Regions from separate parts of the Mus musculus genome. Here region 1 is linked to region 2. Evidence: chromatin contacts called from ENCODE Hi-C or POLR2A ChIA-PET data. All regions are on one chromosome and are shown on one strand. The core of a region is the stretch at or near the end of the contact, and the rest is flanking DNA. Distances in the headings are between cores, read along the strand shown.

The links. A loop is a pair of places that touch in the nucleus more often than their neighbours do. ChIA-PET counts read pairs that join two places held with the same protein, here RNA polymerase II (POLR2A).
Region 1: a loop to region 2 is called in a map of gastrocnemius, with 4 times the contacts of the local background. The contact joins the promoter of Mars2 here to the promoter of Pgap1 in region 2. A Hi-C loop is called at or near these places in 1 of 37 maps with a recorded cell type or tissue (gastrocnemius). POLR2A ChIA-PET finds 5 or more read pairs at or near these places in 1 of 5 experiments (embryonic stem cell).

Annotation. Positions count from the first base shown.
Region 1 is chr1:55,235,807-55,238,684 of GRCm38, reverse strand. Mars2 (methionine-tRNA synthetase 2 (mitochondrial)) reads right to left here and starts at 1,508. Exons shown (of 1, transcript NM_175439.3): 1 at 1-1,508. The coding sequence starts at 1,445.
Region 2 is chr1:54,555,987-54,559,007 of GRCm38, reverse strand. Pgap1 (post-GPI attachment to proteins 1) reads left to right here and starts at 1,324. Exons shown (of 27, transcript NM_001163314.2): 1 at 1,324-1,574. The coding sequence starts at 1,428.

The DNA of each region.
Region 1 (2,878 bases), core at 259-2,758, 680 kb before region 2:
CTTTGGACGAAACCATTAGTTTGCCGAACACAGCTGGATACCGCCTCCAGAGCCTTATAGATCTGAAAGTCATTATAATAGCCCGCTACCAGTTTGGGTAAAGTGGCCACTGCAGTTACAAGCGCATAGTCTTCTGCCTGCACACGAACTGACGGCCCCGTTAACCCTGGCTCACTGGGGAAACAGGCAGCACAGAAAGATGGGTAGGTTCCAGAAGGATTTATTCTGTAGGCAGTGCACCGGTTTAAAAGCCCTCCTAAGGCATCTGCCAGCTCGGAGTCCAGCAATTTAACCACCTTTTCATCATAGTAATCGCAGTCCCAATTGGGAACGCCCTGCCGAAGGAGAAAGTAGCGAAAGCCATCCACAGTATAGCGATCAAGGCAAGTCCTGGGATCCACCACGTTGCCCAAGCTTTTGGACATTTTTTGGCCACTCACCGTCCAGTGCGAGTGGACATAGATGCGATGTGGTGGCCTCAATCCTGCCCCTAGGAGAAGGGCAGGCCAATAAATAGCATGAAATTTGAGAATGTCCTTACCTATGATATGAGAGGTGGCTGGCCACCAAGACTTGAAATCTGCATCTGGGTAGCCAACTACAGTGAGGTAGTTGACCAGGGCATCCAGCCACACGTAGATGGTCTGCGAGTCGTCCCCGGGAACTGGTATGCCCCAGTGCAGATGGCTACTCCTTCGAGAAACGGACAAGTCGGGCAGCTCCTCCTCCAGCCACTGAAGAACTGCCTGGTGGAACGGTTCCGGTGTGATTGCCTGAGGATTGTTTCCAAGCCACCGCTGGAGTGGTTCTCGAAACTGAGAAAGCTTGAAAATGTAATTTTCTTCCTTCGTCCAGGAGACAGGATGTCCGCTCTCGAGAGACACGGGACAGGGATCCCCGGACGGACCCACCTGCCGAGTAACCTTGGCCTCCGGCAAGAAGCACTCATCCGAGGCACAATACCACCCTTCATAGATCCCTTTGTAAAGCAGACCCCGGGCCTCCAGCACACCCCAGAAATGCTGCACCGCTACTCGGTGCCGAGCCTCCGTGGTGCGGATGAAGTCCGTGGAAGAGATGTCAGCCTCCCGGAAAAGCTGCAAAAACTGGGCAGACACTCGATCGCACAGCTCGATCGGGGCCAAGCCGGCGGTGGCTGCCGCCTGCTGGATCTTCAGGCCGTGCTCATCCGTGCCGGTGGAAAACCGCGTGGACGCAGAGCCGGGAACTCGGAGACGACGGTGGCGGCACAGGGCGTCGGCCAGTAGCGCCGAGTACAGGTGCCCGATGTGCGGCGCGGCGTTCACGTAGAAGATAGGTGTGGTGAAGTAGGCCCGCGCTTCCCCGGCGTCGCCACTAGCGCTCGGCGAGCACGAACCGTAGCGGCGACAGCCGCGGCCGAACCGGGTGCGCGTCAACACCCAGCGAGCACACTGCCGCAGCATGGTGACAGCCGGCCCCAGCACTGGAGGCGGTGTTCCCGAGCACGGGAAAGGGCGCGTGCGCAGCTGGACGGTACCGCCGCTTCCGGCGCGGAAGCCAATGAACGGCAAGCGTTGACTCCTGCGGCCCCGCCCGCAACTCCCCCGCCTCCACCGGTTTCCTGCAGCGCGCAGGGGCGGGTGGCCGGCGGGAGTTTTTGAGTAGTCGGCTAGTGGGTTCCGTGTCAGGGCAGTTGGGGAAAGAAGAGCGTATCCCGGGTGTTGTGCAGTTTTACTCTTTGAGATCTGTTCTGGATCTGAACTGAACTGATCGGTTCTGGACTGAACTTGTTGGCAAGATTTTTATATTGAGGTATTTTCCAAACTCATTAACTGTCAAAGCAGGGCACAAATCCGGCCTCTTGGTATCCTCTAGTCAACATAGAAAAACCATTTAAGGTTTGTCTCAGAATCTAAATAAATCTGAAAGAAAGGAAAATAATTTCACAAAGCGCTTTAAGGAACGATAAGCACTGGCAGAAAAGGAAATGACGTGTCTGAACATGTTGCTGAGCCTTAAGGATTGATTTGAGAACTCATCCAGGGACTGGAGTGCGGAGTCACAGGTGTGCAGATAAGGAAACATTAACTTTCAGCTTTATTGTACAAAACAAGTCACAATTTTCTCCTCTAATAGTCTTGAAATTCTTCCAAGACTGAGCTTTGAGAATGAAATCCTAATTTTTAGCAGGAGAGAATTTTAAAATCCCAAATTTTTATTATTAATCCTTGGCTCACTGCATATTTTCTCATCCACAACTGGCCTCCCCACCCCCATTTAATTTAAACAGTGTATATATGCACATACTAAAATGAGATTGGAACACCTATAAACCCTCACCCAACCTAAGTACTGTTAGTGATTCTCAAAGAATGGTCCCCAAAGCAGCATGAGACACACCAGGAACTTAGACATCTGAGGCCCATTCCCTACCTGCTGAGGCAGAAACTGGGATCTCAGACCAGCAATCTAAGCTTTACTTAGCTCACCAATGGACTGTGGTGCACATTAGTGTTTAAGTTAGAGATGAGCTGCAGTTGAGATCTGTGCGCTGTGTCCTTCCCTCTCTTCCAAGAGTAATAGTGCCCTGAGGGTTTGGTTTTTGTTTTTGGTTTGTTTGGGTTTTTTTTTGTTTTGTTGAGTTTTTTGTTTGTTTGTTTGTGTTTTATTTTTTTGGGTTTTTTTTGGGGTTTTTTTTTGTTTTGAGACAGGGTTTCTCTGTCTAGCCCTGGCTGTCCTGAAACTCACTGTGTAGACCAGGTTGGCCTTGAACTCAGAAATCTGCCTGCCTCTGCATCCCAGGTGCTGGGATTAAAGGCGTGCACCATCCACTGTGTTGCCTACTTGAACCGGGTACACCTGGAGAGAGAGAGAGAGAGAGAGAGAGAGAGAGAGA
Region 2 (3,021 bases), core at 75-2,574:
AATAGTCCGTATCTTGTAGCTAGGTGTATTTGCTTAGATATCCAAGTGTTTCTGTCTAGGGTTAAAAAAATTGTTACCCTTTTACCTTTGGATTGTAGCTTCTTGATGTGAATAGCAGGGTTTTGTATAAGATAAACAATTAGCTTCCTTTTCGGTCTTGAAATTCTTTGATTTCATGCATCCTATCCAGCTTTCCTCAAAATATTTGCTAGAAAATTAATCTAATAAAATAAAATTGAGTCAGTGCCAAAGATCATTCTAAGTAAAATTCTGAAGTTAGCAGCACGCACGCACGTGCACACACACACGCACACACACACACACACACACACACACACACAAAACTCATCTGCTGTCTGGTTAGCTTTAAGGGCTGACACCTCATAACATTTCAGCGTTTCGAAGCTGTTACAAGTATTATCAATGGGTTTAATTTGCTTTTTTAAAACCCCTTCCTTTGTGTAAAGACAAATGGAAATTCTTCAAAATGAACTAAGTTATGAGAAAGAGTGGAAGCTTGAGCAAAATTCTCTTCTAACGTCATTGTGGAACCAGTCCCCAGAGACATGGGGGACTTGGAGAGCACCTCAAGTCAGTGCCGACCTGGTCCTGCAGGTACCAACTGGGAACATCATGTTGGTAGGTATTTTTATATTGTTTTTTTTTTTTTTAGACTTCGTCTGATTAAGGCTTCCACCAAGAACAGGATTTCCTTTGACTGTCGTGTGTTTTGTTTCAATGAGCAGGTGTTGTTACTACCTACAGGGCCCAAGTCGGTGGTCTAAGAGGAAGGGGGAAAGCCATTTGTCTCTTCTGGAATCAAGCTAGTTGGTCCTTGAAGCGAAATTGCGGAGGCCCGAGATGGTTCAAAATTGAACAGGATGGGGTTTGAAACTGTTGCAGGGGAAGGTGTGCGTGACAGCCACCTGACACGCCTTTGATGTGCCGCCTCTCTTGGCCAGTTAGCTCTGAATCTCTAACAGTCTCTGGACTCTAGGGCGTTATCCTTGCCCCTGGCCAATTCCTGCGGTACCCACCCGGCCATTCCCTCTCCTGCCTCTGGGATCCCGCGCTCCCATCCCCCTCTCCCTTTCTTCCTCCACTCCCCGTCCCCCCGCCCCTCTCGCCCCCTCCCTTTTCTCTCCATGCCCTCCAGCCCAGCCCACTCCGCTTTCTCATTCCATTTTTTAGGCACACAATCTCGCTCACGCTGCAAACGCCCACAGCCCCCTCCTCCGTGGGCGGCACCGCGGGCCGGCTGCTCGCAGTTGCGCAGGCGCGCTGAGCGGCAGGCGAAGGGGAGGGGGTGCTGGCGGGCTCCGCGCAGGCGCGCGCTGCTCAGCTGGGCACGGCTTGGCACCGGAGTCTTTCCCTCGCTCTGTCTAGGCTGCCGAGCTTCTCCTGGTGTAGAGGCGCTCGTCTGCACCATGTTTCTCCACTCAGTCAACCTCTGGAATCTGGCGTTCTATGTCTTCATGGTGTTTCTGGCGACCCTGGGGCTGTGGGATGTCTTCTTCGGCTTCGAGGAAAACAAGTGCAGCATGAGCTACATGTTCGAGTACCCCGAGTACCAGGTACGGCCCTCCCTTACCTGCGCGCCCACACCTCCCGGGCTTCTCTCGGGCTCAGATGGAACGCTCCGACTCGGAGCTCTCCTGGCACTCGAAGTCTCCTGCTTCGTGCTGGGCAGGGCATCCTCGCCTCCGCGACCCCTCGTCCCCCACCCAGACTCCGGACCCCGACTTCTGACCGCCAGAGAGCCAGCTCTGGTCCCTCTCCCCAATCCTTATACTTCCCGGACCCTCCTTTGCTTGCAAGGAGATGATTTCTCTTCGCGCCCAGTGATGGGCGTGCGTCAGATTTCGCTTTTCTGGAAAGAAGCAGCGTCTTGCAGAGTTGCCAAAGCTGATTTAAAAAAGAGGCTCTGAGGTTTTACCTCTGGGTGAAGTGACAGACTGGCCTGATTAATAATTAAACTGAAAACTATCTAGTTTTCCTCCGGTGGAGAATTTTGCCGATCCACCTGTTCTGTAGGTTTTGAGTCCGTGGGTGTGTGAGTGTGCGTACCTGTGTTTTCGCATGCCTCTGAACAGTCAGTGACCTGCATAATCGATTACGATATCTGTTATAATCGGTTGCATGTACATTCTGGTGTTATTTTGTCTTCTCACTGGGTTTAACAGGATCTGCCTCCTCTTTCATCGCCCCCCCCCACCTCCTCTGTTCTAATTTGAATGCTTTCATTAATTGCTTCATTTGTTCCGCGTAGTAGAATCTAAAATTTCATTCATGACCAGCAGTAGAAAGAGATGATAACAAATTACACAGCTGTCAGGAGAAATTCCCTTTGGTGATATTTTTCTTGAGATTTCTAAATGAATCTAAATTTTGGAATATCTATTATAATAACTCCTATAAAATATGCATAATACATTTTGATAAGGTGCATTCTTAGTATACTTTTAGGATCATAGCAGATTTTTTTTTCTGTCGATAAAGAATGAAAATCAGGATTGAGTCTGTGTACAGGTCCTTATAGAGGGAGCCTGTTTGATGCTCTCTTATTTACATTTAAAAACTGAAGTTTAAGTTGCTGAGGAGCAAGCATCCTTTCCCATGGATATTTTCTAGTAGATGAGTTCCTACCTTGATTTTGCATCAGTGGTTATGAGGGAAAGTGAACACTGCATTTCAGATGCTTTTGGAGATTTTTAACAAGTTAGTGTTAATTCCAAAGCTAATGAACTGATATGATGTTGGCTTATGTTCATTAGAATCTTAATAGTTAAAAATAAGAACTTTAGGGTTTTTTTAAAAACTGAAAATAGAGTTTATTTTAGTTCTCTTTCATTGCCTATGATTTAATAATTTGAAAACTCGGTAATATTGAAGCAGGTCGCTTTAGTGTAGTACTGTATTCAGTGGTTACAATAAAATCATTTTGGAACAATAGTTTCCATTTATTTTTAGATTTCCCACAATTATTTGGTCTGTTTTAATATTTGCAGTAGTAGAAATTGC